Regions from separate parts of the Homo sapiens genome. Here regions 2 and 3 are each linked to region 1. The links are chromatin loops, found by intact Hi-C in ENCODE. Cell type or tissue: endothelial cell of umbilical vein. All regions are shown on one strand.

Region 1 (2,500 bases):
GCACTCTATGTGCCTCTTTCACTAACTCGATTTCTTTTCACCCTCAGAAAACATTGTGAAATAAATTTCATAGCTGCATTTTCCTAAAGAAAAATCTTAGAAAACATGATCAGGTTTGTAGGGGAGAAGAAATCTTTTCTTGCACCTCCAGAGTTTATAGCTGAGGTATCTATAATAAAAGGTTAATCAGTGAAAAGCATACGAATTTATGTAATACAAGTTTTATGTGACACAGGAACTTTCAGAAATGAAAACCCAAAGACACAAGGAAACAGATTTTTATACTAAGTTTGATGAAGAAATGGACAGTTGTGGTGAAGTATCGGACAAAGGGGGTATGATGTAATGGTAACAAACTGGGGAAACTTAACAAGGTCTGTTTGTTCAGATTATTCTCTATCTCTTCAGAGGTAGAGTAGTTCCTTTTCTCTGGACATTAGGAGGATACCCCTGGAATGAGGATCTTATCACCTGCTTTGGGGAAAGGTGAGGAGAAAATGAGAGACTTTCCTGCTTCTGCTGTTTTCTCAGATACCAAGCTGCTATACCTTGGGGTAATGTGTCCTGAACCCATCAGAATCATATAAATGGCAAGGATGGGATTTAAAGCACATCAGCCGGGTGCGGTGGTTCACGCCTGTAATCCCAGCACTTTGGGAGGCCGAGGCGGACAGATCACGAGGTCGGGAGATCGAGACCATCCTGGCCAACATGGTGAAACCCCGTCTCTACTAAAAATACAAAAATTAACTGGGCGTGGTGGCACACGCCTGTAATCCCAGCTACTCAGGAAGCTGAGGCAGGAGAATCGCTTGAACCAGGGAGTCGGGGGTTGCAGTGAGCAGAGATCACGCCACTGAACTCCAGCCTGGTGACAGAGCGACTTTGTCAAAAAAACAAAACAAAAACAAAAACAAAAACACAAAAGCACATCTGTGTTCAAAAACACCATATTCTTCCCAGGATCCTACACTGCCTGTAGCATTGGGAGACACAGTTCAGAAACCCAGCTCACACTCATTTTACAAAGCAATAAATTGAGGATCAGAGAAATTAATGTGATTGCCACATATTAAAAGCCTGTATCCCACATTTCCATTAGTATCTGATGAGGCATGAGGTGTTGTTTCTGAGGCAGCATCAGATCCTCCAGAGGGTGGCTTGGTGTTGACCTGGGTCACCTGAAGGTCTCTACTGGAGCATGGTAGATGGGCTGGAGTCAGCTGTCCCCTGGAATCGTAGTTTATTCTCTGGGCTTGAGGCAAATCAAAGAGTCTCCTTGGCACAATAGTGCTGGGGACTTGGCTGCTGCCAGGTGGAATGTTCTGTTTGTTTTGGTCCAGAATCAGCCTGAGGGCGAATCCTTCCTGGAAAAGATGAAGGTGCAGATGGGGAGTGGCCAAGCACACCATGTGGCAATCCTGCCAGCTAGTGGCCACATACGGAATGGGCCTAAACCCACCCAAGATGCGACAGGCCGGGGACTTAAATACTCAGGTTGGCTTGGAGTCAGAGGGCACAAGCTTCCTCACCTAGCTCTAGGCAGGAACGGGGCGGGGAGACCTGGAGAGATGAAATGATGTGTTCAAGGTATTGACAAAATCAGGATTAGAATCTGGTCTGTTACATCGCAACTCTTTTTAGTCATTTATTAAGAATGTTAAGGAACAATCACAAATAGGCTATCATGAGCAAAGTTATTTCTATTTCTCACAGTAATTCTCCAGTGAAGATACTTTTTTTTTTTTGAGACGGAGTCTGGCTCTGTCGCCCAGGCTGGAGTGCAGTGGCGCGATCTCGGCTCACTGCAAGCTCCGCCTCCCGGGTTCACACCATTCTCCTGCCTCAGCCACCCGAGTAGCAGGGACTACAGGCACCCGCCACCAAGCCCGGCTAAATTTTTTGTATTGTTTTAGTAGAGACGGGGTTTCACTGCGTTAGCCAGGATGGTCTCGATCTCCTGACCTCGTGATCCGCCCGCCTCGACTTCCCAAAGTGCTGGGATTACAGGCGTGAGCCGCCGTGCCCGGCCGAAGATACTTTCTTATGACTACTTTAGATTACTTTTTCCAGGTTGCATGCCTCTTTGGTAATGATATTGGGATCTACCAACAATAAGTAGGGTTCCCTCAAGCCGAAGTATCAAGTTCTCAGAATATACTGGTAGATATAAAAGATTTTAATCCCTGTCAAATGTTTTCCAAACACTATATAGACAATATATGTTTTTTGATAAATACACAATGAAATACAAGATCGTTTCGACCATAGCTAAAATTAACTTAAGTTAAAAAATTAAGGCCAGGCTCAGTGGCTCATACCTGTAATCCCAGTACTTCGGGAGGCTGAGGTGGGCGGATCACCTGAGGTCAGGAGTTCGAGACCGGCCTGGCCAACATTGTGATACCCTGTCTCTACTAAAAATACGAAAATTAGCCGGGCGTGGTGGCAGGCACCTGTAATCCCAGCTACAAGGGAGGCTGAGACAGAAGAATCGCTT
Region 2 (2,500 bases), 170 kb before region 1:
ATTCAATATGGCAGGGAATGTGAGAGGGACTGGAGGGAACAGGGAAGGCTAGAGAACAGGAAGGGTCTAATGACAAAGGGAAGAAGCTTGCCCTGAGTGCTGCAGCATTTTGCTTAGAGGATGTTAAAGCAAAGGAGGAGATTCTGGCAGCTGTGCGGAAGACGGACTGGGATGGGGGGCCAGGTAGACAAAGAGACATCCTAAGGAAACTGAGGCCCACTGCTAACACAGTTCTCAGTGTGCTTAAGACGATTTAACCTTGTGGAAAATACTGCCAGGAGGATATTTTCTAAGGAATTTGTTTACCAAAGAATCTGAACCCAATGATGAACCAATCTTTCGCTAACAAAGCTAGAGAACTCAGAACCATCTAAGTTAGCAAGTGTTAAAACACTGGAAAGCAAATGTGGCAACAGCACTTTCCTATTTGACCATAATCAACATCAATGTGGAAAGAAAACAAACCTGAAAGCAAGTGAGGAAAACACACAGTGGGTTTCTTTGCTTTCTCTCCAGGACACTGTCAGTACACAGAGCATTTAGAATAGCTGATTTGATCGTTGTGAAAATCTACCTGCGTGCCCCTCTCTCTCTCTCTCTCTCTCTGAATGCAATTAGAGAAGACAGCTTCATTCACACTGTGTCTAAAAATAGATGATGGCAGAGTTCACAGACTGACAGCTGCATTGTCATACAGTAACCAGGAAAGGAAAGGGATGGCTAATTTAACTTAACAACTTCCAAAACAAACAGTGCAGAGGGAGTCCAGGATAAAGAAAAAACACACAGGTCAGTTCTTCAAAGAGCTGGCAGAGGGATGGGGTCGCTCCATGGCAGTTTATTAGTCCTCCCAAAATCCTGACGAAACCAGCTAAGTATTTTGCCCAGATCTACCCAGAGTCCTTCAGACAAGAGCTCTGGCAGATGAACCGCTACAGAGATTCAGGCAATATTAGGCAGCAGGGCCAGGACTTTCCCTGCTGACTTCTTCATACATCCCCTGGACACAAGTAAGCTAAGAAGAGTCATGACGTTTTTCTAGGCAAGATAAATAAATGAGTTTTTTCCCCCTTTGCCATATCTAAATTATACTCTGCCTAGCCTGGGGCATTTAAAAAAAAGTTATCCAGGAAATAAACATGCATCATTAAGGGGCAGAAACCAGGTGTCTAAAAGAAGCAAACCATTTCTTTCCCTCCCTTCAGTCCTAAAATGTTTTCTGTTTTCCTCCTCAGTCTGCCTTGCCCAGGGAAGGGATTACGGTTGGGCTTCAAAAGAAACAAGGGAATAATGCCTGTGGACGGGTAGCAGATTCTCTCTGCAGCTCTCCCGCAGCTCCATGTTGGCTCTCAGCGCTGCTGCCAGCCAGCTAAATGTCAGATCACGGCACCCCAACATTCCCTCACTGCATACCTCCATCGCCCTGGTGACTAAGCTGTTTCAACAGCTGTGTTATTGCTGGAGTCAGGCCAGTGTTATTCACACGAAGTATTTGTTTCATACGGCTTATGTGGGGAATTATTGCACTCAGCTTTGGGGTTCTATTTAAAGATAAGGTCCTTCCCTTGATCAATCAGCCAGGACATTCCTCGAGTTGGGCTCCAGGAGACAGTGGGACAATATTCTACTGCCACCCGGGGTTCCAGATAATGGACAGATTCATAATACTATAAAGAAGGTGGATGAAGCATATGTGTGTGTGAGAGAATGGGAAGCATAATGGAAAACCATGACCCTTGGTGGAGCTGCGGAAGAACTCTGCTGCTCCTCCCTCAATAAAAGCCACCCACAACACAAGAGTGTTAAGCTGGACTCCCTTTCTGCTCTTCTTCTCCAGCCATCACCCTCAGCCTTTCCCTTAAAATCATTGCTCTTTCCTTTCGGGTCACGCTAGCACTGTTGCGTTGGTCTCTACATGCATCACTCCACACACCTGCCCCGAATGCCATCTCCTCCCTCAGCCCTTGGCTTCTCCTATCTCATCAAATGGTTTATGACCATTGATGTTCCTATCATGTAGGAAGCAAGTTGGGCCTGTTGGCCTGGTGACCTCCTCCACTACTCCACATCCTCTTCTGAGTGTGAGTAAGATAAGGGCTGTGTTACTAACTGCTGAGTTAATCAACCCAAACTCCCTTATATGGAGGGACAACTGGGAAAAGGAAAAGGCATTACATCCATGAGCTTTATGTCCTGTAGGTGGGACTAATTTCTATTTCTAGCTCATTCTAGGCTGAATCTCCATCAAAGAGGCCTACTGGCCTGTTCTCCCTCCAAAGTTGTTCTCACCAAGAGCAATCGGGCACCATTTTCTGATGCTGAAAAGATCTCAGAAATATGTTTTCTTATAAATGAAGTATTTTTAAAAGAAATAAAACAATGATTCCTAAGAGCTCACATTTTTTACTGCCTACTATGTGTAGACATTTTCACCCATGCAGATGCCAGCCAGATGGAAACCATCACAGGCAATTTCAAAGTGAGGAAACTGAGGCCCATG
Region 3 (2,500 bases), 580 kb before region 1:
AGCAGAGAAAGAAAAAAAACATTAAAATTATTACTAATATAAACACTATGATTGTATATTGCACTTGAGGGATGAAGATCTAGAACAATGAAGATGATAAACATATTTACCTACAGACAAAAGATGGTAGATAAGATTTTTATTATAAAGGCTTTGTTTATAAAGGGAACACATTAGAAGCTAAGTAATTGGGTCAGATTTGGTAATTAAAAGCAGCTGAATAATCAACAAACGCTTAACAAAGGTGTTAGAACAAGATCATATTTTAACAGAAGATGAAATACATAGAAAGGTTTGTATATTTCAACCCTTATTCTTCTGCCTGTTTTGCATTTTTCTTTTAAAAATACACAAAAAGTATAGGAAGCAGTAGTGAAATAACTACTACCTAGTCAACCTGTGACTGAATCTGGCAGTTGTTAGTAGCAGGTGTAAATGAAACGATGCGAATAAACTAGCAGGACTAAATCAAAAAGATTTCAATGTGGGTGACATAGCTAAAGTCTATAATTTAGGATCTCTAATACATATCCAGTTTGTGGTTGAAAATTCCTGCTTTCTAGTGGGCTTTACGTCTGCCACAACCCCAAGGAGTGAAAGGAAACTCAAGACTAACAATGATTTGTTGTAACTAGACGTAGTGGTGAAAATCTGGCCAAAAAAAAGTCCACTATAAATGTAACAGCTGTGAGCCTTAAGCCTGGTGGCATTTAAACCATTTTATTCTTTATAGCTATAAGAGTATTCAACCCTAAGTTTACAATAATATCTCAAGGCAAAAACTCAAACAAAACAAGGCACACACGCACACACACACACACACACACACACACACACACACACACACACCCCTAAACAATGCCCTCATAGACAAGCCCCTTTCAAAGTCCCACCTAATTACAGGCTGACAATCTTTCCAAATTATCAATCAGAACAATAAAAATGCCCTTGAGGGCTCATTTTAAACAATTCTCTGGTCCTCCTCTAGGGGGCGAAGTTGGCTCGCATTTCACCGAAAGGGGAAATTATTTTCAAACCCTGATTTTCGCACAGTGCTAGAAAGATATTCACATACAAAGGGGTCTTTCCGCGCTCCTGCTTCTTCTCAATACATTTCACTTCGGCTGATGAGCAAAGCAGCCCAGCCCTTCGGCACAGTAAGAGGGAGGGAATGTGATTACGGCGGAGCATAAGCAGGGCTTAATCAGCACAACCCTGAAGGCCGGCCAGCTCATTCTCCTCAAACTTGAGATCACAGCTATGGTTTTGCCAAAGATGATACACTTTCAAGAATATATGTTGGTGTTTTTTTTTTTTTTTTCCAGGAGAATTTTCCACTGGGGAAATTCTGAAGCCAGGTGAAGCCTCACACGGGGCTCCCTCCCACCCGGTCTCCTCTGTAGGGCCTCCCTCTGAGAAACCACAAAGCAAGCTGCTGGAGGTCTGAGTGCCTGCCCTCCCTTCCTGCACAAACGGGGCCCTTTCTACCCTGAGGATGGCATCTGGTGGTCAGGAAGATGCCTGGACAGCAGTTCCTCGCTGGGCCTCGCTTCCCCCTCACGGAAAGGGTTAGGTGTCCTCTTAGGGAATGCAGGTCTAGCTACAGAAGGGGCATACACAGGCAATGCCTATTCCCAAGGGAGAATCAAATGTGAGTTTTAGCACCCTAGCAACCATACAAGGCAGAAGGCTCAGAGTGTGTGTGTCCCTGACCCATGGATAGATCGTTTTTGTGGGTTCTAAGCCTTATACAATTTTGGGGGTCCTCTTTAGAAAAATCATACAAAATTAGGAATATCACATTAGCTACAGGGCATTGGAATGGGATGTTGCCAGTGAAAGATCCTGAACCTTAGGGCTCTTTAACTGCTGGGCCATGCAGTTATCTTGTCCAGCCTGCCACCACTGGACTCTCCCCTGCAGTAAAACCCCATGTCACGTGTGCTGGCTCTGGGTCTCTTCTTGGCCTCTTGAACATGGTGCCATCTCTAATGAGACTGACAGGGGTTCAGCACGACAGGGCCTGAGCTCCTCCCGCTTAGGACTGTCCATTGCCTGGAGACAGATACCGAGGTGGAGCTATTGAAAGAAACACTTGCGCTGCCCTGTGAAAGGGAACAAACTCCTCTGCCACGGGTCAGCTCTCCACACCTACCTGACCAAGTCTCAGTAACCAGTTTGGGTCATCTCACTAGTTCAGACTCTGCCTCCTCCTCCTTTTCCACCCATGGGAAGGTTATGCAACCCTCCTTCCAGACCTCCTTGGGCTGCACAAAGGTGCCAACTATACTAGTCTTTACTGAAAGACAGCAAAATAAAGTGACCTCAATTGAGAGCATTTATCTAAACATAGTTTGTTTGCATATTTTCAGTCCTTGTAAAAATAATACACAATTTTCTCCTTATCTGATGGCAATATCACTTACCTAAATCTTAACAATAAAATGAGGCAAGGCCTAAAAAAATAGAAAGTTAAGTTTAGTTGATGTAGCTTGTTTTC

The links. Peaks named below come from ENCODE experiments on the same cell type or tissue, not always from the same donor. Only the 100,000 strongest peaks of a DNase experiment are listed, where the experiment ranks them.
Region 2: a loop joins it to region 1, with 5 times the contacts of the local background. A loop is called at or near these places in 4 of 110 quality-filtered maps.
Region 3: a loop joins it to region 1, with 9 times the contacts of the local background. A loop is called at or near these places in 25 of 110 quality-filtered maps.

The regions. Positions count from the first base shown.
Region 1 is chr1:68,341,506-68,344,005 of GRCh38, forward strand. No RefSeq gene overlaps it. Among named protein-coding and RNA genes, the nearest start is that of RPE65, 110 kb to the right of the region's middle. In endothelial cell of umbilical vein, a CTCF peak has its summit at 1,428 (motif pointing left); a DNase peak (open chromatin) is centred at 1,436.
Region 2 is chr1:68,172,828-68,175,327 of GRCh38, forward strand. All of the region lies in intron 2 of WLS (Wnt ligand secretion mediator), which reads right to left. All of the region lies in intron 9 of GNG12-AS1 (GNG12, DIRAS3 and WLS antisense RNA 1), which reads left to right. Among named protein-coding and RNA genes, the nearest start is that of MIR1262, 9.5 kb to the right of the region's middle. In endothelial cell of umbilical vein, no CTCF peak of the experiment used is centred here; DNase peaks (open chromatin) are centred at 814, 1,454 and 2,074; H3K27ac peaks cover 2,500 bases.
Region 3 is chr1:67,765,301-67,767,800 of GRCh38, forward strand. All of the region lies in intron 2 of GNG12 (G protein subunit gamma 12), which reads right to left. All of the region lies in intron 1 of LOC105378781 (a long non-coding RNA gene), which reads left to right. Among named protein-coding and RNA genes, the nearest start is that of GNG12-AS1, 66 kb to the right of the region's middle. In endothelial cell of umbilical vein, a CTCF peak has its summit at 996 (motif pointing right); a DNase peak (open chromatin) is centred at 1,051; H3K27ac peaks cover 1,277 bases.